3 separate regions of the Mus musculus genome follow, and all the other regions are linked to region 1. The links are chromatin loops, found by intact Hi-C in ENCODE. Cell type or tissue: gastrocnemius. All regions are shown on one strand.

What was found. A loop is a pair of places that touch in the nucleus more often than their neighbours do. Peaks named below come from ENCODE experiments on the same cell type or tissue, not always from the same donor. Only the 100,000 strongest peaks of a DNase experiment are listed, where the experiment ranks them.
Region 2: it touches region 1 in a loop (7-fold over the local background); 38 of 42 quality-filtered maps call a loop at or near these places.
Region 3: a loop joins it to region 1, with 3 times the contacts of the local background. A loop is called at or near these places in 9 of 42 quality-filtered maps.

Annotation. Positions count from the first base shown.
Region 1 is chr14:55,740,508-55,748,507 of GRCm38, reverse strand. It overlaps Dhrs1 (dehydrogenase/reductase (SDR family) member 1), which reads left to right and starts at 2,824. Exons shown (of 9, transcript NM_026819.3): 1 at 2,824-3,067; 2 at 3,420-3,590; 3 at 4,707-4,850; 4 at 4,975-5,054; 5 at 7,193-7,325; 6 at 7,635-7,781. The coding sequence starts at 3,441. Nop9 (NOP9 nucleolar protein) reads right to left here and starts at 2,815. Exons shown (of 10, transcript NM_026403.3): 1 at 2,488-2,815; 2 at 1,898-2,347. The coding sequence starts at 2,734. In gastrocnemius, a CTCF peak has its summit at 4,577 (motif pointing right); DNase peaks (open chromatin) are centred at 2,115, 2,820, 4,598 and 7,266; H3K4me3 peaks cover 2,825 bases; H3K27ac peaks cover 2,008 bases.
Region 2 is chr14:55,677,042-55,685,041 of GRCm38, reverse strand. Gmpr2 (guanosine monophosphate reductase 2) reads right to left here. Exons shown (of 10, transcript NM_177992.2): 8 at 7,794-7,836; 9 at 7,012-7,171; 10 at 6,291-6,818. The coding sequence ends at 6,629. Tinf2 (Terf1 (TRF1)-interacting nuclear factor 2) reads left to right here and starts at 3,225. Exons shown (of 9, transcript NM_145705.3): 1 at 3,225-3,652; 2 at 3,731-3,817; 3 at 3,953-4,042; 4 at 4,140-4,247; 5 at 4,335-4,431; 6 at 4,586-5,027; 7 at 5,112-5,176; 8 at 5,437-5,528; 9 at 5,633-5,962. The coding sequence starts at 3,461. The coding sequence ends at 5,704. It also overlaps the pseudogene Gm25887. In gastrocnemius, a CTCF peak has its summit at 3,021 (motif pointing left); a DNase peak (open chromatin) is centred at 3,158; H3K4me3 peaks cover 1,698 bases; H3K27ac peaks cover 1,731 bases.
Region 3 is chr14:55,493,567-55,501,566 of GRCm38, reverse strand. It overlaps Carmil3 (capping protein regulator and myosin 1 linker 3), which reads right to left. Exons shown (of 40, transcript NM_001374104.1): 5 at 7,928-8,000; 6 at 7,642-7,739; 7 at 7,318-7,388; 8 at 7,146-7,219; 9 at 6,839-6,914; 10 at 6,674-6,762; 11 at 6,069-6,163; 12 at 5,757-5,843; 13 at 5,477-5,586; 14 at 5,265-5,342; 15 at 4,704-4,780; 16 at 4,522-4,626; 17 at 4,360-4,429; 18 at 3,822-3,903; 11 more. Among named protein-coding and RNA genes, the nearest start is that of Carmil3, 6.5 kb to the right of the region's middle. In gastrocnemius, a CTCF peak has its summit at 4,088 (motif pointing left); DNase peaks (open chromatin) are centred at 4,090, 4,628, 5,533 and 5,862.

The DNA.
Region 1 (8,000 bases):
ATTTTTTTCTCCAAGGATCTTAAACTCCCTTCCCTATGGTCCAGGGCTCAAATTTCTCAGCCAGGATTTATAGTATACCAAAACCAGACTTCACTTATACTCTCTAAGTGTGTTTTCCAGTACTTTTAGTTCTGCTTTTGTTTGTTTGTTTGCTTGCTTGTTTTTGTTTTTTGAGACAGGGTTTCTCTGTGTAGCCCTGGCTGTCCTAGAACTCACTCTGTAGACCAGGCTGACCTCGAACTCAGAAATCCACCTGCCTCTTCCTCCCAAGTGCTGGGATTAAAGGCGTGCACCACCACTGCCCAGCTCTTCAGTATTTTTAAATGTAGGTTACATTCTATGACTATAACAAGAAACAAAGTTAGTGGTCTCAATTAGCATTTTTATTTTAATTTTTATCTTTTTATATGCATTACATCCTATCCATTCCTTTATCTCCACTCCTACCCAGTTCCCACCTCCCCACCTTCCCTCTCCCCCAGATCCACTCTTTCTGTTTCCCTTCGAAAAACAAAACAAACAGGCCTCCCAGGGATATCAATCAAACATGGCATAACGGATTACAGTAAGACTCCGCACAGATGCTCACATCAAGACTGGATGAGGAGACTCAGGAGGAGTAAAAGTGCTCTCAGTGTAGGCAAGAGGTAGAGATATTCCCCACTCCCACTGTTGTCCAAGCTGCACAACCATAATGTATATGCAAAGGGCCCAGCTCAGATCTATCCAGGGTCGGAGATTATTACTTTAGTCTCTGTGAGCCCCTATGAGCCTGCGTAGTTGATTCTGTGAGTCATGTATTTGTGGTGGCCTCAATCCCTCTGGCTCCTAGAATCCTTCTTCCCCCTCTTCTGCGAGGTTCCCCCTAGTGTTTGACTGTAGGTCTCTGCATCTGCTCCCATCAGTAATTAGCTTTTTTTTTTTTTTTTTAAGATAGAGAATAAAATTTAAAAGGAAAGAAAATATCAGAAAAAGAGGTAGCATGTGGAAAGGGTAAGGGTATCTTTTTCTGAACTTTTGCTTAGATCCAACATCCACACACAAATCACATTAGGGTTAGAAACAAACTTCCCAGCCAGGTGGAAAGGCATACGCCCGTAATGTCAGTATTAGAGAGGCTGAGGCAGAAAGTCAATAAACTGGACACCAGCATAAGCTTACATAGTAAGTTCAGACCAGCATGTGCTACACAGTAAGAACTTGCCCAAAAAACAAAGCAGCCGCCAAGTGGTGGCGCACACCTTTAATCCTAGCACTTGGGAGGCAGAGGCAGGTGGAGCTCTGAGTTCAAGGCCAGTTTAGTTAGGCATGGTAGCAGCACAAGCCTGCAATCCCAGCACTTGGAAGGCAGGAGCGAGCAGGAGCATCAAGGCCAGCCTGTGCTACAACCCAAGTCAAAAGCCAGCAGGGCTATCTGGGAGACTCTGTCTCCAAAGAAAGTATCGGAGCCGGGAAGGTTATGATAAGAGTGATTGCTACTAAGCCTGACAACCTGAGTTCAATACCCAGAACCCACATGGTGGAAGGGGAGAACTGACACCCACAAAGTCGTCTTCTCCCCTCCACAAGAACACTCCAGAAGGCACACACATTCGAGTGTGTACACATGCCCAGACGTATTTAAAAAAAAAAAAATTCTTACTCTGAGTTGTGGAAATAAAAATGTGAAACACATTGCTCCCTCTGTGTCTCTGCTAGTAATAGTTGGTCCTTGAATTCAAGTGTATCCATCCTTACTAGGCACACTATACTTTGGCCTTCCAGGTTCTGCCCCAAGGGTCTGCTGATTCTTTACGGTCAAGTTTCACCACAAAGATGAACTCTTCTGTTTACTGGCTTCGGAACTTCCTGACCACTCCTGCTCACCAACCCCTCTTCCCTTTCTTACAGTACTTACCAGACGACTGGGAGCCACGGGGCTTGCCTCTCTCGGACTCCAAAAGAGTACCTCCCAAGACCTGCAGCAGAGTTCTGACCACGAAGCTGCCATGCGTGTCTCCACAGAAGAACAGAAAATCATCACACACTTCAGCGGCTAGTCCCAGGACTAGCTCCTCCAGAGTTTGCGAGGGACCACCCTCCTCCTCTTCCTCCTCCTCCTCCTCTGCCTCCGCAGGACGCCTCAGCAATCGAGGTAGCTGCAGCAAAGCACTTTGTAATACGTGGACCCCACACCGATGACAAGCCACGAAGCGCAAGTTGGGGCGCAGAGCGGCCCACACTCGACACAGGGGTTTCAAAGGACTGAACCCCAAAAGCTCCTGCAGCATTTCGCTACCAGTCCTGTTCGTGGCCAAGGCTAGAGCCTGAGCCTCCACTTCCTTCAAAATATTGCGCGCCATCAACTCTTTAAAAAAAAAAAATGGGGTCATAAATAAACCGTTAGGCTGAGAGGAGGAGAAGACTTACCCATCACTTAGCCAAGACCTCCCCTGAAAGTTCGGCGTGTGGGTTTTCCACTTAACCCACGGCGTTAGCTGCTCCTACCTCGTTCTTCGGCGGCGTCGGGAGCCACTTTTAGCGCTGACAGCGCCCGTCGGAAATATCCAAGAGCCTCCGGGCTCAGATGCGGGAGAGCCTCGGGGGCCTGCTCCGCACGCGCGGCTGCCGGCAGCCGGGGATAACCATCGCGGCCGGGAGGGGGACGTCCCGAACCCCGGGCCGCGCGTCCCCGCCGGCCGGCACCCGAGAACTGGCGTCGCGCTTTGTGAGCGGAACGCGGCCCCAACCCCATGCGTGCTTTGGGACCAGCCGTTCACGCTTCCCGGTTGCAGCTCCCACAACCGCCGGCGCGCTCCGGACGCACGGGGACGTCATGAGTCTGCGACGGGGCGGGCGGGAGGGCATGATGGGCGTGGCTGCAGGTCGCCCTTCCCCATTTGCGGACTCCACCCCACTGGGTCTGACCCTGGAACTCCAGGGCTATCTTTGACTGGTTCCATATCATCGTTATCCGCACCCGGACTTCCATCCAGGCACGCACTCCAACGTGGCAAGAATCAAAGTTCTCAAACTATAGATCTGGCGATCTGGGCAGAAAGAAACCCAGAGGCTGCGTCTGCTGCTGGTAAGGCTCTGACCACTTCAGGGGTCAGGGATTCGCGGTTCTCCGTGGGTCTGGACGGGTAGCCAGAACTCCAGAGAGCCCAGGACTCTTCGTGGCCATACCCTGTTAGGCTGCATTGCCAGATTCCCTACCAAGTCAGCTTCACTCAGAGGTTCGTGATAGTATTGTGTGTAACGCTGGAGAGTCCTGGGACTCTCCTAAAAGGACAGCCTGGCCTGAGACTTTGACTCAGGTATCCTTCTGTCAAATTTCTCTCCCCTCAAAATAGTCCAAACTTGTCTAGCCCTCACAGAGACCTGGATTCAGCACACAATCTACAGGATTCCCTCAAAGCGACTCTTTACCTCCACAGATATCCCCTTTGATGTGAGTCATGGTAGCGCCTATGAAGGGCCAAGTGTGTGTGGTAACTGGTGCCTCCAGGGGTATTGGCCGTGGCATTGCCTTACAGCTTTGCAAAGCAGGTGCCACAGTTTACATTACCGGCCGCCATCTGGATACGCTTAGAGCTACTGCCCAGGAGGTAAGTGACCACCTGAATTAATCACTGTGATTACTATACCCCCCCCAACAAATCGCAATGTTTACTGAATACCATAAATAATAATCTAGGATTGATTTTTTTTCTACCAAGAGAGCTTAATGGGAAGAAAAATCTTTCTGTTTGAGAGTTTCAGGTTTTGCAAAGAAAAAAAAATTGTACTGGTGGCTTCCTCTAATTTTCCTCTTCCCTGGCATTGGGTTTTGCATGCCTTTGATGCCAGCACTCAGGAGCCAGAACCTCTCTGTGATTTCAAGGTCTACATAGTGAGTTCCAAACCGGCTACAGAGTGAGACCTTGTGGGGAGGAAAAAAGCCGGCATGGCATGCATGCCTATATAACCCAGCACTGGAGACATTGGGCCAGGAGATTTCAAGTTGAAGGTCAGCTTGAGCTATGTAGTAAGACCCTCTCAAAAAAGCTCTTAGGCTTTAGTTGGCTTAGATTGGTGATCCAGTTAGAAGACGATTTAAGTTTTAGATAGTTCACCCTGGCTGGATTGTGAAGAAGTGACTTGAAGAAAAAGACTTGAAGTCAGGCGAGGCATTGCTGCAGTTTGAGCAGGACAGAAGCAGGACCCTGGGCTCACCCCTGGAGAATAGGTACTCTTCTTCCTCTGGTGGGAGGGTCACATTTTTCAGAGGCAAGGCAAAATAGGAAGTAGCAGTAGTTTATGCCTAATAGCTTTAGTTTTTCACTGTGGAGTCAGAGCATTGGTTGAGTGAGGGAAGGAGCAGAGGCTGAGTAAGAATTCCAAGTGAGCAGCAAGGGAGTCGGAAAGGACAAAGAGGATGGTTACTTCTGTCTGAGAGTGGACGCCATGCCTCATCTCTTGCCTGGAATTAGCAGAATAATTACAAAGTAAGGTCTTGCATATGGTAGCCCTCAGTGAAAGCGGATGTTAAATCTGAAGTCCAATGTACCTTGCTCTGTTGTGGGAGGTGCCATTGTGGTGAAATTCCTAAAGCGGACACCAGAGGGAGCCATTGCATGGCCATGTCCCAGCTGTTGGCTGAGTCCTGAGCTCTCAGTTCCTAAACTTCACTGGAGTTCGGAAAGTGACACTGCTGTGAACTCATCCTCGCTGTCCCTCTCCAGGCACAGTCCCTCGGGGGCCGGTGTGTACCCGTGGTGTGTGATTCAAGCCAGGAGAGTGAAGTGAAAAGCCTGTTCGAGCAAGTAGATCGGGAACAGAAAGGGCGGCTAGATGTTCTGGTCAATAATGCCTATGCTGGCGTCCAGGTAACCTTTTAACTCGATCCAACTCTACATTCCAAATCCACCCTTGAGTCTTTATCTCCATTCGTGGTCCCATTAGCCAGCCCTTTATACCTTCATGCCAATCAGTCACCCTTATGTCTTCTAGGCAATCCTGAACACCACCAACAAGTCTTTCTGGGAAGTGCCTGCCTCCATTTGGGATGACATAAACAATGTTGGACTCAGGTGTGTGCTTCACTGCCAGAGCCTGGGCTCCTCTTGTTTAGTAGCCCCAGAGCCTGGGCCTTTTCCTATAAGGACTTTCTCCTCTGGCTTCCCCATCTCTTTCAACTCCGTTCTACTCCATTTGTCCCACTTACTCCTGGAGAAGTCCCATGCCTGTGGGTTTGCACCTAAGAATATAACCTTTTTTTTTCCCCCACGTGTGTACGTGAGCATGCATATGTGATAGGGGTGTGTAGGTGTGTTTCTGTGCCTACCTTGGTGCATGCAGAGATCCGAAGACAAGTCCAGAGAGTCAGTTCTCTTTCTCCACATCTTTCTGTGAGTTTCGGGCTTGAGCTTGGCTTTCCCGGCCTGCACAGGAAGCAGCCTTTGCCTACTGAGCCACCTCAGCCTGGGAATGGCAGTCTTTGCTTTGTCTCAGTTTGTCTTTTTTGCTTTGGTTTGATTTGGTTTGGTTTTTGAGACAGGGTTTCTCCGTGTAGCCTTGGCAGTCCAGAAGTTCTCTCTATAAACCAGGCTGATCGTGAACTCAGAGATCTGCCTGCCAAGTGCTGGGATTAAAGGCATGCCCTACCTCCCAACTCAGGGTTTTCTGACAAGATGGCAGCCTCGTTCCAGCCTCATTCTTTGCCCATCCAAGTACAAGTCCCAGAAGGAGGATTCTCTCAGTGTTGCACACAGCCCATGGGCTATGTTTTAAAAAACTATTAGAAGGAAAGCTCAAATGATTAAAAGGATGGACCAATTAATGTAGCGTGTCTATGCCCCTGTCGGTTGTGATCACTCCACACGTGTCATTCTACTTCCTTCTAATTCATTCTCAGCCCTGCTGCCCTCTCCATCCCTCGCCTCTCAGCGAGGTCTCTCTTCTCCCGTTAGTCCTGTCACTTGTTTCCTGTTTCCCTCTCTATTTCCCACCTTCCTCAGAGAGCTTCCTTCCCTGTATACGTGTGTATACATGTATAGTTTTAAACCTAGGGTCCACATATGAGAGATAACATGGTATTTGCCTTTCTGAGTCGAGCTTACTTTGCCAGATGTGGTGGTGCACGCCTTTAATCCCAGCACTCAGGAGGCAGAGGCAGGCATATCTCTGTGAGTTTGAGGCCAGCATGGTACACTAGTATCAGGACACCCAGGGCTATGTAAAGAGACCCTATCTCAGAAATAGTAACCACAATAATAATTGGTTTTTGGTTGTATCCATTTTCCTGCAAAAGAGGTGGTTTCATTTTTCTTCTTCTTCCCATTAATTTATTTTTTCACATCCTCGTCACTCCTTCCAACCCCACACCCTTTTCTTTACAGCTGTATAAAATTCCATTTTGTATCTGTACCACCTTCTCCACTCCATTTATCCACCCATTAGTGGATGGACATCTAGGTTGGTTCTATCTCTAGACTGTTGTGAGTAGGTCAGCTGTAAAGATGCAAATCTCTGTGTGGTTTGTTCACTTAGAGCCCTGCCCAAGTGTAGGGAGGTTGGGTGGTGATCTGTCTGTTTCTGAGAAATCCCTGTCTCGCCATCAGCAGTGACTAGGCTTCTCCTTTGCCCACACCATCACCGGCCCTTGGGAACTGTTTGCTTGATGAAAGCCACTCTGACTAGGAGGAAATGGAATCTGAAATTAGTTTTAATTTACATTTCCCCTTGTGGCTATGGTTATCGAACATTTTCTGGGTATTTATGTGGCTATTTGCATCTCTTCTTTGAGAACTTTCTATTCATCTCATCTGCTCATTTTATTACATGGTCTCATCTAGCCCAAGCTGGCCTCAAACTCACTGTGTAGCCAAGGGTGTCCCAATTCTCCCGCCTTCACCTTCATGGTGCTGAGATTATAAGTTTGTTCCATGAACCCAGCTGACCAGATACATGGCTTGACACACCCAAGAACTATCTTATGTTTACGGTGCAAGAGCCCCATTATATGTCATGCATACTCTCTCTTGTCTACCATTAATTGTATCAGGTTTTCCCTTGGAATGGCCTATACCTGATTTCCCTGGTCTTCAGCTATTGCTATGCAGCCTCTATACTGACCACAGATACTGAGGACTTGAGAAGCAACTGAACCAGCATTCACACAATTCATTCCTTCTTCTTCTTCTTCTTCTTCTTCCCTGACCCTGTCTAGAGGCCACTACTTATGCTCTGTGTATGGGGCACGGCTGATGGTGCCAGCTGGCAAAGGACTCATCGTGATTGTCTCCTCCCCTGGGGGGCTGCAGCATATGTTCAATGTCCCTTATGGTGTGGGCAAAGCTGCGGTAAGGATCAAGGCACAGGAGTTGGGGGGTACACAGCAGTGTTGACGGTTGGTAATGGTCCACAGCTGTCAGAGTAGTAAGACCTTCACCTCTCCCTCCCCCCCCCCCTCTCTCTCTGTCCCATGCACTGATCGTCCTTTGTGTGGACTTCTATTCATCTGCCAGAGTAGGTATCAAATGTGGGAAGATGGTGGCAGAAACATCAGGGCCCTCGAGAAGGATGGGGGCCTGGGGTATCCTCTTAGACTCAGAGGAAGGTGAGGTGGGCAGGTATCCAGGGTCTCATTTCTGCCTTCTCTCCCTCCATAGTGTGACAGACTGGCTGCTGACTGTGCCCATGAGCTACGGCGTCACGGAGTCAGCTACGTGTCTCTGTGGCCAGGGCTGGTGCAAACAGAAATGGTGAAGGAGTTTATGGCAAAAGAGGATACTCCTGAGGACCCTCTATTTAAGAAGGTTGGCAAGGGAAGGGGAGGGGAAACAGAGCAGAGGCAGCTCTCCAGTCTCGAGAGCAGTGACAACTGTAAGCAGGGCCTGGGGTGGCAGTCTGTTTGTAATCCACCACTCACGAGGCAGGGGCGAGGGGATCTGTGGGACTTCAAGGCCAACCTGACTGAGGTCTGGGCCAGCCAGGGCTACATAGTGAGACTAATAAAGCGAGAAAGAGTAGTTGTT
Region 2 (8,000 bases), 63 kb after region 1:
CTGTCCTAGCTGTGTGTAATTGGGCCCTAACTTCACGTGCTCCTTAGAAATAATAGTATAGAGTGTGGAAGATTAACTGGAAAGAGATCTCCATCTACAGCTATAGAGAACTTGTCATTCATGGAAAGATGAGTCTTTTTAGTGGCATGTTGTTTGGGGGCCACCTACATGCCTGAAGGCGATACCTACTGGTTCACAAAACCACACTTGGGTAGGATCATTACTTTGGTCTGTCATTGTCCTATTCGGGATAAGCAGCTGCTGTTTCACCTTCCCAGGAAAGTCCATTCAACACAGACACACATTGTTATAGGATATTTGAACCTGTTTCTAGCTGTGGTGTGGCTCAGCCCTTAGTACACACTTTTAATCCCTCTGGCTGGAATACAGACAACCCTTCATACACACCTTCAATCCCAAATAATCAAGGCAAAGTTAGTTTGTTGAAGGAAACAGTCATATTTGAAAACAGTTTAATTGAGTGGCAGACAAAATGATGGATCAGAGAAATATCTGACAGAGTACAATCTGCCCAACTCTCAGGAGAAGAGAGAGGAAAGGAAAGCTACTTAAGGGAGAGAGAGAGACAGACAGTACAGGAAGAAGAGAGTACAGTAACGGAATACATTAGAGTTTGTGGAATTGAACCTCAGTCCTCTGTAATATCAGTTAGTGCTCTTAACTGTGGGACTATCCCTCCATCCCCTTAATTTAATTTTTTAAAAATACTGTATTTATTTTTATTTTATGTGCGTTGTTATTTGTCTACATGTATGTCTGAAATGAGGGTGTCAGAGTCCCTGGAACTGGAGTTACAGTTATGAGCTGCAGTAGGGGTGCTAGGAATTGAATTCAAGTCTGTGGAAGAGCAGCCTGTGCTTTTAACTGCTGAGCCATCTCTCCAGCCCCCCTTAACTTAATCCTTAACCTTGAAGGCCATTAGACAGTGTTCTCTGGTCTAATTTCATCCTTTCCTTCCTACTAGTTTCAGCACTTTTGTTTTTGCCTGTGATTGTGTGTGTGTGTGTGTGCAGGTTGAGTATCACTCAGCTCTGTGTTTGTGATGGTATTTGTTCTGCTTGCTATTCTGAGTTTTCTGGATCTATGTTTAGTATCTATCATTAATCGCTTCTCAGCCTTTTGGCTAAGATCAAGTGTAGTATCTATCATTACTTTGGGACACTTCTTAGTCATTGCTCCAAACATTTCTTCATCCTCTAGTCTCACTGTGTGTAACAGTAGTTTTTATTTACCTGTCTCTGTCTGCTAATCTAGGCCTTGTATGGAAGCGTCTAGCCTCCAAACTATCTAATCTAGGCCTGGAAGGTTTTCAGCCTCTGAGATTTTCTTAGTTAGGTTTTCACTGCTGTAAAGAGACACCATGACCAAGGCAACTCTTATAAGGGACAACTTTTAATCAGGGTTGGCTTACAAGTTCAGAGTCTCAATCCATTATCATCATGGCAGAATGCATGGCAGTGTCCAGGAAGGCATGGTACTAGAGAAGGAGCCAAGAGTTTTACATCTTGTTCCAAAGGCAAACAGGAGAAGACTGGCTTCCAGGCAGCTAGGAGAAGAGTCTCAAAGCCCACCACAGTGTCACACTTCTTCCGACAAGGCCACATCTACTCCAACAAGGCACACCTCCTAATAGTGCCACTTACTCTCTGGGCCAAGAATATTCAAACCACCCCAGAGTTATTGCTGAATAAACTCGCCCCTTTTTAGTTCTTTCTGACTTCTGTCCATCTGGTTCAACTCAGCTGTTCTGGCTCAAACTCTTCTCCCAGCTGACTAATTCAATCTGGCTTCTCTGAATTGCTGTTTGACCTCAAACTAACTTTAGCAATCTTTTCTAATCTTCTGGCTCTTTCTCATGTTCTTACTTGTTCTGTCTTTACCTGTGCATGCCCCCCCCCCCTCTGTAACCTCCATCCCAGGAGACTTAAATCTTCACCTGCCCTCCATGGGCACTCCACACACATGGTTCACAGACATACATTCAGACAAAACACTGGTCCACATTAAATAAAAATAAAGTATCAAAAGAGTTAAATTAATACATGATAGCTTTAAAAAGGAAATTAATTTCTCAGCTTTAAAAACAATGTGTAACTAGATTGGACTTCTACCCAGAACCATGCAAGCAACAAGGGAGTAAAGTATTTACAGTACTGAAAACAAGGGGGAAAAAAAAAAACCCCATCTCACGCCGGGATTTAGAGGTGTGCACCAGCACACTCTGTGGGAAAATTCTTTAGAAAAAATGAAAGTGGGGCTGGAGAGATGGCTCAGCGGTTAAGAGCACCGACTGCTCTTCCAGAGGTCCTGAGTTCAATTTCCAGCAACCACATGGTAGCTCACAACCATCTGTAGTGGGGATCCAATGCCCTCTTCTGGTGTGTCTGAAGAGAGTAATGTGTACTCATACATAAAATAAATAAATCTTTAAAGAAAAAATGAAAGTGGTAAGGTCAGAAATGACAGAAAAAAATATGAAGAAAACCCACTTCAACATTAACATCCAGTGTAGTACTTTGGTACTGGGTCTGGAAAGGCTCTGAATACTGATCTGGAGAACCAAGGCAAAGTGTGAGCCATGAGTCTGGGAATGGAGGAAACCATTCAAATAATGGGCAGGTTTCATAAAATTCCTGCAAGGTGGGCAAGGCAGATAATTAATTTAAGCAACAAAGTAAAGCTGTACACAGTGTGCCCGGTTCTGTCCTTGGGGAGAGCAAGAAGAGTCAACCCACTAAAGGACTCCATCAAGTTAGTGCTCAAAAGAAACTTGGAAAAGGAAGCCCTTAAATATTATAAACTACACGAAACAGCAAAGATGTGGCACAGAAAAGCATAAAACGGCTGTCATCCTACTGTCCAGGAGAACCCTGACTAGCCCTAGGATATTTCAAACTATATTCGTTTAGGCACCGGCGAGTCAGGACAGGAGGGCGGAGTTACCACTCAGGCCTGTGTTTGGTTTTTTGAAACGAGCGAGCGCCCTCTTCTGTTTCGCGAGAGGAATGGCAGAATTTTTCCTGGGAGCGGCTGGCGGCCCGGGAAGGGCTTGGCAGACGCTGATTCAGACACCTAGGTTTACAGCTTGCAGGGGTGATGGAGAGTGACGCTAGGTCGTACGTCACTTTCACAGTGCAGGGGACCTCGTGACGTCACAGCTCCCTCCGCGGCCTCTTCCGGGGAGGGAAGCCGCGCGCCCAGGCGGAAGTGACGTACTCCTGCGTTTCCCTCAGTGGCGGCATTTTAAGTTTAGTGATCTGGACAGGTTGATACACTTAAGTCACCGCCTGAGAGGAGACTGCGGGGTTCCCGTGGCTCCGCGAAATGGGCCCAGCTGGTCCGCCGACCTTCCGGTGCAGATGAGAGAAGCGGGGCTCCGCCTACGGGAGCGTCCGGGAAGCCTGGGTTGAACGAAAGGAGGAAAGGGCGCCCGCGGGCCATGGCCCCACCTCCAGGGGTAGGTCCCGCGTCTCTGCGGTTTGCTGCCGCCGCCAGCTGGCTGGTAGTCCGCCGTCGCCGCGTAGAGCACTTCCCGAAAGTGGTGGAGTTTCTGCAGTCCTTGCGCGCTGCTGCCCCCGGCTTGGTTTGCTACCGGCACCATGAACGCCTGTGTATGAGCCTAAAGGCCAAGGTACTAGAGAGAAGGACGTCTGGTTGGGACTAAGATCGGCTGGAAAAGGGTAGGTGTTCTGAGCCCTGTACCGTGCAGGTGGTGGTGGAGCTGATCCTGCAGGCGCGACCCTGGGACCAGGTCCTGAATGCCCTGAAGCATCACTTCCCAGCAGAGTCCAGAACAGTAAGTACCACTGGACCCCGAAGCTGTGAGTGCTATCTTGGGCAGACCAAACTCAGGCCTGATGCAACCAAGTTGCCCCTGGGTCCTAGCGACACCTCCTCACCCAAATTTTCCTGTCTTCAATATCCTCAACAGACAAAAGAAGACAGGAAGCTTTTGGAGGCACGGGAAAATTTTTGCTTGCTTGTGAAGCACCTGTCAGAGGACCCGCCTTCGAGCCTGCAGGTGAGAATGGTTGGTTTGGAGGATGTTATGGGATTCCTGTTTTGTTTTGTTTTGTTTTCTAAAATTCATCTGACCTGCTTCACTTTCCCACATACAGGAACTAGAACAAGACTATGGGGAATCCTTTCTAGTTGCCATGGAAAAGCTGTTGTTTGAATACTTGTGTCAGCTAGAGAAAGCACTGCCTCCAGTCAGAGCACAAGAGGTTGTTGAGAAAGAAACACTTTAAGGGCGGAAGGCTGGGTGGCTTCCCCGAGAACTATGATCTTCCTATCTGTCGCCTTGCCCACAGCTTCAGGATGCTCTAAGTTGGAGTCAGCCGGGCTCGTTCATCACTTCTTCGGTTGCTTTGCACCAGTATGGTATGGACATGGGGTGGACATTTCCAGGTAAGAGGATCAGCGGAGATAACTAGCAATTTGGAGGTTAGTGTTTAGCTCTACCAAACCTGAGTCAGCCGAATGGAAGTTATATGGGCCTGTAACACAAACCTGAGTTTTAACCTAGTTCTAATTTTATAAGGCATCTTATTTTATCTTTCAGAGAGCTCTACTTCTGGCTCAGGGAATCTGATAGAGCCCATGGAAGAGAGTCCTCATCAGCAAACCAGGCCAGCATTCCACAGTCCTCTGCCTAAAGCTAAGCTTGGCCCTCACCAGCCAGCTTCACTGGAGCACCCAGAACACTTAGCTGGCCACCGCTTTAATCTGGCCCCTTTGGGAAAGCGAAAATCCCGATCACATTGGACATCGGCAAAGGCGTGCCATAAAGAGCGGCCCACAGTCATGCTACTCCCATTTAGGAACATGGGCTTACCAGCTCAAGACTTATCTAACCCTAAAAGCAGGGAAGAACCCGGTGCGGCCTCAGCAGCTTCTGTGGGAACAGAGCCAGTCTGCACGGAGGAGGCTAAGACTCCATCTCGGCCTTTGGGGAAAAGGGCATTAGAGGAGACCCCACCTGACTCACCGGCTGCAGAGCAGGAGTAAGGGTCTCTTCTCCTTCCTTAGGAATACTTTCCCTGCCTGCTTCCCTTCTTCACCCAACCTTTCCTTTGCCTTCACCTCAGGAACAGTGTGAATTGCGTGGATCCTCTAAGACACTCATCACCGCCTCTTACAGTCAAGAAACCAGGTAAGCTTTGGACCAGACGGCGTTGGGACTTTCCAAGGCCTGTGCTCACCTAAAAGTGGGTCTAGGTTTTGTTTCTGCTTATTTTTTTCGAGACAGGTTTTTTCTACATAACCCTGGCTGTCCTGGAAATTGATATGTAGACCAGGCTGGCCTTGAACTCAGAGATCCCCCTGCCTCAGCCTCCAGAGTGCTGGGATAAAAGGTGTGGGCCACCAAGCTAGGCTAAGAAAGAGGTTTTAATTGTGGTTTCTTTCCTGCAGTGCTGTCCCCAACCCCGTGTAGCTCTGTTATTACCATAGGGGACTTGGTTTTGGACTCTGATGAGGAAGAAAATAACCAGAAGGAAGGGAAGGTGAGTGGGAAGAAGCAGAAAGCCAAGCCAGAGGGCGGGCAGAACAAGGCAGGGATACATGTGAAGTGTTCCCAGTTATAGGAATTATGCTTTCTTCTCTATAGGAGTTTTTGAAAAACTACCAGAAGACGAAGTTTGACACCTATATCCCCATGTTTTGTGACTACATCCCGTAGTGTCCTGCCTATTCCTTTCTGGCTACCTAAACGGTTCTCACTCAGGTCCTCTGGAATATTCTCTGCACTCTGTCCATCTTCTGCTGCAGCTCTGCATGCAATTTAGTGGAAAAGAAGAGGAAGTCCAGACTTGAGTTGCCTGGCTACATTGCTGAAAGCTTTGTAGCACTTGAAAATTAAATATTGATTTGTTTCACTATTGATGGGAAGAAGGGGAATAAAGACTTGCATAGGTCTGTGTAGGTCATTCCTCCGAAACATAACAGGCTTCTCTTAGCTGGTTGAGGCCCTTCTCATATTTACTCCTTTGGCAAGAGTTTAGATTTACATAGAAGGGTTGAGAGAGCCTGGAAGGGAAACTGTCCTTATGCCATCCTAACAGTCATCCCTAAGGCCAGAATACACTTTGTAAACTTGCTTGCTACCAAGTTAGCTTAGGCTGGCGTCGCTGCTTCCTGAGAATAACATTCATTTCCCTGGATCCTACTGGGTCAGGGTCAATCCCAGGAGGAGCATCTAGATGCCAGCCTGTGCTGGAAGCCCAGCATCCATCTGTATGAGAGTGTTTCAAGTATAGAAGAACGTCTAAGCTGTTTAGACACGTGATGATGTCATTTAATGAAGCTGCTTAACATGATTCCCGCAGCCTTCCCTTTCCAGACCAAGGGCTGCCATTTCTGTGTGGATTAGCATCTTCCTAATCTTCGGGGGCTGTCCCCAGGGTCTCATTTGTTGATCTCACGTCTCCTTCCTCGCCTCTCCCGTAGTGCCATAACATTGTGCAGCTAGAGGCATGGGTGAGTAGAGTGAGAGCTGGAACTGAATTAGGCAGCCACCACCACAGGGGCTGCAGTGGGAGAGGCACGCCCTGTCGGGAGGCTCCAGTGGCAGTGCTGCTGCCTCAGGAAAGTAGGCTTCTTGGGTCTACTGGGAATTGCTGAAGATTGGATTCACTTGCTGGGTGACTCGGATAAAAGTAGTTCTCCGGCTTAGTTCCTTCAGTTTAGCAGCCCCTACATACGTGCATGTAGACCGGATGCCTCCTAGGATGTCACGAATAGTATGTTCCACATCGCCTTTAAAGGGGACTTCTACTATCTTTCCCTCTGAGGCCCTTGGAAAACAAAAACTTTTATTACCTCCTCCTGCAGAACTCTTTAAGCCCAGTTACTCATCCTGTCTCTGACATTTATACCCCTTCACCGTTTTTCTCTCAGGAGTGATACCGTACATTCCCCAGAGGGTATGACAACATCTTTCATAGAGTCGTCACCAGGAACATTCAGGTGCTAGCCTTCCACACATACCTGTACTCAGCCACACCTCCTGAGTACTTCTTCATGGCCATTTCAGAACTCATTCCGTAGAAGAGCTTATATTTCTTGCCATCTCTCTCAATGAGTTCGCCACCTGATTCACTGTGCCCGGCCAGCATGCCACCCAACATCACAAAGTCAGCCCCTGCCCCTGCCAAAAACAAGAAGTTGAAAAAGATGCATCTGGCCGAGGTACCTATAAAGGCACCATCAAAAAAACAGCTTGTGTGAGTCTCACTTCCTGCTGGGTCTGTTTGCATAGCTGATCCAAGTTCCTTGAGACTGCCTCTACTCTGGCCTCTGGTCCCCAGTGGGACTAACTTCCCCAAGAGTTTTAAAGACCTAGAAGTTCCCTGACTGGCTTCTGCTTTTCCAATCTTCATTTTACAGTTCCCAGCTCAGTATGACTTTGGTTCTAAGACAATAGGTCTCCAAATTTTATAAAGATCACCTTGGGAATAGAAAAATGAATATTTGTAGTTCTGTTCCTCAGGGTGATTTTGTAGGTTAGATACAGGGTTTAGCAATCTACATTTTCAATCTAGGGCATGTCATAAATGGCTCTGGCTTACGCTTGGGAGGGTCAAAATCTCAGGATTTCCTCGATTGCTTGTTCCCAGGTGACACTTTAGGTTCCTGAGGAGGTCACTGGTTTATATTATGATTCTAAATGGCTCCTTCAGCTGTGTCTAGCTTGACATCTTGCCCTTAGACCCTCAGAGGTGATTTATCTTCTACAGGATCTTCCTGCCGTGCCCTCCCAGTCTCCTTACCAAAAGCCTTTGCCACATCCCCAGGACAGCTGCAGCCTCCATCCTACAAAGTAAGGAATGCTGTGAGAGACAGCATAGATTTCTCAAGACTTCTCAACTGCCCATGTCAAAGGACTAGAACTAATGTCCTGACCAGGACTTCACCAGAGCCCCACCCTACAGAAAACAGTGGCTGCTGGGCAGCCACAAACCCTCTCCAGGTCTTGA
Region 3 (8,000 bases), 250 kb after region 1:
TTCCTCGTGGTCATGGTTCCTGCCTCTGCCTCGGGAAGATGGATCCTGCCCTTGGCTTGCCCCTCCGGGTGGATCCGACAGTGTCCTCAGCTGGGTCAGGTGCCGGGCCTGAGGAAGGACAGGCATCATCAGGACCCGGAGGAACGTGCTGACTTCCCTGATCCTGGAGGCGGGGCTGGGGCTTAGAGAGGCAGGAGGGTGCAGGGCAGAGGGAAGGCCTGAGTTCATTTGGGCTCGGCTTGTTTACCAGGCTCTTGTGGGAGTGATACAGCTCCTGGAGGATCTCATCCACTATGGAGTTGGTCAGGTAGGTGACGACGGACAGCTTCACCTCGCTGTAGGTATAGGTGGGGCTGCTCAGCTACTGCCTGCCTGACCCCTGGGCTTCCACCCCTTCTCTCCCCAGACGCCTGAGAATGGACCAGCTGGCTGGGCTGCCCACAGAGAGCATAGTTGCCGTTGGCAGCACCTTGGGTCCAGGATACCCATATCTCTACAGACACGTGTACAGGACGCAGACAGTGATCATTTCAGCAGACACACCTTTCAGCCTAGGTGTGTATGGGCAAAGAGGAACTGAAGGAGGAGAAGGAACGAGGAGGTTCCATGTCAGGAGCACCAGCAGCACAGAGCTAGGTGAACTGGGTGCTACGTAAGCCGTGAGTTGGCTGTTTCACAATGCGTACACTAACTCTCCCTCGCTTTAGTCAGTGGTAGCACCTACATCCAAATGAAATGAAGGGGGTCTAACGAAGATCAGGAAGAAGGGGGCATGTTCATACTCCTGATCTACATACTTTCCTTTGTCTATGTCTCTGAGGAGGCTGTGTCCTGTTTTCAGGAGGTGATTCCTGGTATATGTGTAGTATCTAGAAGTATATACCTATCTATGGGCCACCCTGACCTCTTGGACTCCATCTCAGCTCCCAGATTTCTAGGGCAAGAACGAGTCAGACCCTAAATAGCATGACTGCAATAGTTAAAGATTTATCCCTTATAATGGAAGGCTCTCCATTCATTATTCATCGCTGATAGCTCCAAACTCCCTAAGTGCTCTGGGTCAAATCCAGCCTCCTCCACCCCATGCCCGGCTCTCACTCCAGCTTGTTCTGAATGTCCTGTCCCGCCTGCTCCAGCAGCGCTCCGCGGATGAAGTTCCGGGGCACAGTGACACGTTCTGCCACGTTGCTCAGCATCTTGTTGTGTCCTTCTGCCACCCGCATGGCCACAGGGCACAGTTCCTGTGTTAGGCTGACCATGGATTCCAGAATCACCTGATGAGGAAGAAGGAGTCCCAAGTGGGGAAAGATCAGCGCTAGCACCACAGTGGAAGTTGTTAGCCCATCTATCTAGCTCCCCGTGGTGAGATGGAGGGACCTGACTAAGTCACACAACCATTAGTGTCAGAGCCTTGGATAGCCAGGGTTCTCTGCCTCGATCAGTGCCCTTCCACCCTACCATCCTGACAGGGGAGAGTCAGCCCAAGGATCAGAATCCCTGAGAAGGAGGGGTTGGAGGTCAGGATCCAAGGCTTCAGCTAGAAGAAAAACTAATTCTAAGGCTCTAGGTGTTGCAGGCACAGAGGAGTATGGGGGCGTCTCCATTCTATTTCCTTTGTGCCCTCTGGTCTCTTTGCTCTGACTTCTGTTTTAGTCAACACTGGGCTCCCACCAATGGCCTCCTTCCCCTCCCAGAACTTGCCTGAAGCTCCTTGTCCACAGCTTTGGATACCTCACTGGCTACCGACTCTAGTCTCTGCCGCACAGGCCCATCGTTGGCCAACACGTGACCCAGCTCATAGAGGCTGGGAAAGAGCTGGGAAGGAAGAGGTTCTCTTCAGAGGTCAGAATCGGGCCCCACTAGGTCCCCAGGCTACGAGGACACATGCACGGAGCAATGCTTAGATGCTCCTGGTGTACAACTGGGTGGCCTTCTTGGCTTTCCAGATTGTAGGGAAGGGTGGGGCTGTGGAGGGCTCACCGCCCGGGAGTTCTTGGCGTCCTTGATGAGGTCCCGGGCATAGAGCAGCTCATCTTGCACTGGCTCCAGGGGACATAGTCTCAGGGCCCGCACCTCCTCCTGCACTCGTCCACACAGCCGCTGCAGCATCTGAAGCACAGTGGCAAGAGGGTCGGGGGTGCCAGGTCAGACCCTTTGGGACTCATAGTAGCTGCACACTCATAGTGGCGGTGGTGATACCTCCGTACGGCCCACTTTCTCTCCTCGGAATGCCCTTCCTGAATACCTAGTTGAGCCCCTGGAATGCTCTGTACCCCCTGGCTGCTATTTGCCTGCGTGTATTTAGGGCCCATCATCAGATTATCTCTTTTCTCAGGTCCAGTCTGGGGCACCATGCGATGCCTATGCATCAGCAAGTCACGTCTGTACCCTGCATGCCCCTTGTTCCTGGGAGGGAGGTGTTTACTTGCTCGGCGCTGCTGGTCACCAGGCCCTGCTGCAGCCTGAAGGCTTGCTCCTGAGGGCATGTCTGGGAGTGGTTGTTCCTCACCAGGCACCACTGGATCTAGAGATGATGGAGTGGGAAGGCTCAGGGTTGGGGATGTGGGCTGCTGCCTCTCCGCCCTCCTGCTCTCTCACCCTGCTTAAAGAAACGTGACCCTTCACCTTCTGCCACACATCCTCGGTGCGCTCAGGGGCACTGCGGTAAGCTTGAGAGATGTCGCTCACAGGGAAGGACATGAAGCGCAGTGTATGGTTGCTATGAAACAGTAGTATATAGTTAGGTGGGAAAAGAGACAGAGGGGAGCCCCGCCCCCAAGCCTCTTCTTGCTATCCTGTAGGTCAGGGAACTGGGATGGACCTAGGGTAGTTTAATCTCAGTCCTAGCACAGGGAGGCTGGGGGCCTATGTCAGGACAGAGCTCTGATCTACTCACCTCTCCAGGGCCCTTGCAATGTCCAGGAAGCCCAGGGCAGACGTATTGTTCCGATCCCATAGTATAGTTCTGAGGGAGGGTGAATACCAGTCGACACCTCTCTCTCTGGGTCCTCAGTAAAGACCAGAGGTGTGACCTTCTTTGAGCAACCCCCCCCCCCATAACGAAGCCGACTCAGACATGGTTCCAGAAACGGAGGGCACAGAGGCCAAAGGGAAAATACTCGTATGTGTCAGCGGGTCAGGGATCTAGGTTGAGGGGTGGAGATGCGCGCCTCACCTGAGGGAAGAATTTATCTGCAGCGCCTTCGACAGCATCTTGGCCCCGATGTCCTCCATGCCGTTGCCACTCAGATCCACCTTGGCCAGGCACGTGTTGCTGCCCAGGGCATTGATAAGGATGCTGGTGCGAAGCTTCAGCCTGGAGTCTGCCACGGACAGCGACTGCAGGGACTGAGTGGGAGAACGGAGGTTAGGGTGGGTCCCCATACCACCCACCCACAGGTCCCTCCTAGGCTAGGTCACTCACACAGTCCTCTTCTTGGATCAACTGCACCAGCTTATGCAGGATCTCTTCCAAAGTCCTGTTGGAAGTCAGGGTCAGAGTAGGAGGGGAGGGGACCAGGGACTTGCTATTAGAGGAGGAGAAGGGTGGCCAGAAGTCATCCAGTAATCCAAGAGGACTGGTGGATGGCAGGAACAGGGGCTGTGGGCATAGGAAGGGCTCACTTGGCCTTGACATTGAAGTTCTTTCCTAGGAATAGGTGCTTGAGGGACTTGTTCTTGCCAAGTGCAGGCACCAGCGTCAGGAGGTCTGAGTCAAACCCTGTTTAGTAGATGGGAGAGTCCCGGCCTTGAGGCCCAAGGTGAAGAGAAGAAGTCTCCTCGGGGCTTCACCCCTATGCTCAAAGAGCGGTCTTACTCACCATTATCAGACAGATCTAGGCTGCCTATACAGGTGACAGCCCCCAGCTGCTCCTGCAAGGCCTGGGCTCCTGCTGAGCGGAGCTGCAGGGACAGGGAGTGGGGGTGAGAGGCCAGAGAGGGAGGATGGACGACCGTGTTTAATCTTTAGGGAACAGTGCTAGTCACTCAAGGCCCTGTCTCTAAACCTTGCTACACTGTAACCACCCCTAGGGGTTTCCTTTCCTCTCCCTCAAAAGCCAGCTGCTCTGCAGACAGCTCGCTCCTGCCCTCTGCTGGGCAAGCCTGGTATCAGCCACCCAAAGCTTTAGGGGCAGAAAGATACCGGAGTCTTGAACTTGGATGGCCAGTTTCAGAGGGAAAGGGGTGTGGTCAGTCTAGAGAGCTATTCCCTGTTTCTGCTCTCCACTCTGTGTGTGTGTGTGTGTGTGTGTGTGTGTGTGTGTGTGTGTGTGTGTGTGGCGGAGTGGCAGCATAGAGCTCCGTCTTGACTGAGGGACACTGGTCTGGTGGCTGGGACAGGGGAGACATGGGGCTCACCTCACAGCTGCTAAGGTCCAGGTGCAGATCACTGAGGTGACTGTTGAGGGAGAGGCCCTGAAGAAGTGCCCTGTAGTGGGAAGGTCAGTAGGCCCACATTTACCCCTCCCCAAACACTTCCACGGCTCCCCTGGGCATCTTCCAACCCTTCACCCACCCAACCTGAGGGCCTCCAGGGGCAGCCTTGTGGCTGACAGGTTGACATGGCTCAGGGTGTAGACGCTGCTGAAGAATTGCTTGAAGGCTGGCGGGGCCTCCCGGCCCTTCCTGTGGAGACCCCGAGAGTCAGTAGGGGAGGGCTACGGGCATGGGTTCCTCATCCCTCCCGGCCCCGTCGCCCCCACCTGTGGGAGCAGCTGTTTCGAGCCAGGTTGAGGTAGGTGAGGTGAGAGCAGCAGCCATGAAGGAGGGCGCCCAGAAGCTGTGGAGAGACGCAGCGGCTCTTAAGATCTTGGACCCCCATTCCTGGCATTCCTTTCTCTGAGGCTCCACTGAGAACACCCATTCAGCCTTTTAAAACCCACCTTGCTCTTCAGATGCGGAGGGTAGGGGTGGAGGGTATGTAGGGACATGGAGAGACTCACAGGCAGTGTTTGTATTTGTAAAACAGGACGCTGCAGGCTCCAAGGAGCACTTTCTTAAGTTAGGGGAAAGAAATGTCCTTTCCTGCTAGTAGACATAGAGCCCTGTGCCAGGAATGGAGTGAGGGTCTATTTTTAGGCAAAGCCAGCATGACCTTGTGATCTGAATGAAGTGCATACGGTCTATACTGTGCATGAACCCGAAGTCACCCTTGTATCACCGTCCATGTCTGTGCTCAGGGAAGGAGGGTGAGATGGGAGGCCCCCTCCTGACTTTTCTCAACCCTTTCTGTCTGGCTCCCTCCACCACCAACCCCTCCTCACCATGTCAACGGCACAGTCAGTCCCTGAAAGGTCCAGGTGTACCAAGGCGTTGGGTTGGGCCAGGAAACTATAGAGGGCCTGAGAAAGAAGCAATAGAGGAAGAGAAAAGCGTGGATGCATCTCCCTGCCCCCAGGGGCCATGGGGGGAGTGGCTCCCCTCGAATCCCAAGCATGCTTTTGTAGGTGCTTGAGGCTACCTTCCATGGACTCACATTGGCCTCGTCTGTGGCAAGCAGCCCTGGGTTCTTGCTCAGGTCCAGGTATCGGAGGGAGCTGGCAAAGGCTGGGTTGGCCCCGAAGGTCTGGCCCAGTGCCTGGAGCCCTGAGCACAGCAGGCACTGGGCTGGGTTAGTCCCCATCCTCTTCACCCACGACGATCGCCCCCTCCCCCTCCCCCCCAGCCCCGCGTGATTCCTTTCCCTCGGTGTGCAAGTGTGTGGGCACACCTCTAGGGCTCAACATCTCAGAGGCCGGGGGTCCTGGTGTGAGTACCTCGAGGAGAGATGGCAGTCTTGGCCAGGCACAGTTTGGTGAGGCCCGTAGGGAAGCAGAGGAGCTGCTGGCTCAGGCTGAGGAAACCTGAAGAGTGGAGGAAGCAGGTTGGCGAATGGCCGCCAGCGGAGGGCGAGGTGGAGTGGTCAGACAGGGGCTGGAGTTGGGTGTAGGCCTGGGGTCAAGGATGGAGGTGCTTGGGCTTGGGGCGATCTTCAGGCTGCCAAGGCTCTATTTAGACCTAGGTTTGGGCTCTGGGCTGGGGTAAGGGTCCGCAGTGCAGTGGGGATAGGATTCAGGGCTGGGGCTCACCCTTGTCCTCGATGGGGTTGTGGGACAGAATGAGCGCATGCAGCACACAGCTCCCGTTCTCCCCAAACACCCCGGCCAGCTTCTGGACAAAGTCCCTTCAGGGAAGGGGAGGAAGGATTTGTCCTGAGCTGAGCCCCAAGTCTCCAGACCCTGGCTGGCCCCCCTCCCCAAATCCTATCTGCTCGTCGGGCTGGGTCTATAATGTTAGAGGGCCCCATGGTGGAGGAACAACTTGGGGCTGAGCAGGGTGGTTTTTCCACTCAGGAGTCTGTGGGAGCTGGAAGGTGGGCCTGCCTCCTGCATTCCATACCCGTGGGCATTCTGTACTTCAGCAGGATGTGCTGAGGTAAAGCCCCACTTTGGATTCTTAAGATGGGGGCAGCCCACCCTGCTTGGACGTTGGTGGGACATGAAGTGCATTGTGGGGGAGAGTAAGTTGTGGTGACATCGGGGGCTGAGATCTGAGCCTGCTTTGTGCCTGTCTAAGCACCAGCCTCTGCTGTAAAGTGCGGAGCTAGATGAAACAGCCCAGGGCCTCATATGCTCTGATGTGCCATGGCTCTAGTGAAGAAGGTACAACTGCCCACGGAGGAGCCTGGCCTCACGTCTTAAGCCCAGCATTGTCCAGCACCAGCTCTTCGAGGCTCCCCGACTTGCTGAGGGTATGTAGCACCTGTTCTAGCACTTCTGAGCCCTGGGGACAGAGGGGTCCTGCAATCAAGAGCCAAGAAGGACACTACTCTGCCCGCCTCCCCAGCCGTCATCCTTACCAGTCTCAAGTCTTTGCAGTAGAGTTTGGTGAACCACTGGTTGTAGGCCAGGGCGGCCACCATGAGGGCCAGATCTCTGGGGATATCCGATAGGACAAGAAAAGATGAACCGGTGGCCAGGGCAAGAATGAAGAGTCTAAGGATGGGATGGCTGGGCTGGGGAAAGCTAGATGGGTGGGTGGAGGTGAGCTAGGTGGTAGGAGTTCAGGGGCAGAGCAAGGGCTGTGTGTAGGACCAGAGGAGGAACCCTGAGAGGGACAAGCCATGTCTGGGGATTTGGGGGTTAAGTTTCTGCCCATCTGCTTACCGGCTCTCCAAGTGGCTGAAATCCAAAAGATTGAACTCTCGGTTATCCTCAGCATGGTAGATGGTGTCCACATCCTTGGAGAGGTGGAAGTGGCTCACATTTGCCTCAACCCCCTCCCCGACCCCCTCCCCGAGGACCCCACCTATCCCTGCCAAGTCCCTGCCCAACGCACCCATTGCACCTCCTCTCGGCAGTGGAGTCCATTGTAGTCACACAGGGCAGCGTAGGTCTCAGAGAAGCCACCTGTAGGGCAGGAGATGGGTGGCTGCCATGTTGGTGAGGGGGATGGGAAATCGTCTTGGGCTTCAAGGTACAGTCAAGGTCATTGCATGTGCTAATGTCTGAGCATCCTTCCATGCCATAAACCTCTCATGGTCCAGGAGGCTGACGTCCTCAGGACGGGCAAAGGCCCCTCAGGCAAAATCCATGCCCAGAGGGTTCTGGATATGGGGCAAGATGCTCCAAGACCCATGCTTTCATGTCTGCCCCTGCTTACCACACACACTGTGAGTGGTAGATGTGGAAGTTTCCGAGTTGGGAGATGTGTCTCGGGGTCCCTCTGGGGTGTCCGCATTTCCACGCCGGATCAAACACCTGGAATATGAATAAGTCGTCCCAGAGAAAGGTGGAAAGAGACTCTCAGTGCTTCCTGCATCACGGTGTTTGAGTCTCCAGGGAAGAGCAGAGAGAGCAAGCATTCTCGTTCCAGGAGACCAGATCAACAGGAAGGAGAAATCTACCTTTAGTCTAATCCTTTGGGAGACCCCTTGTCTGCCACTCACCCAGGGCCAGGGCAGACCTTGGAGAGGGCAGAGCTCACATGCCGTGTCACCTGGTCCACACTCTCGGCGGATG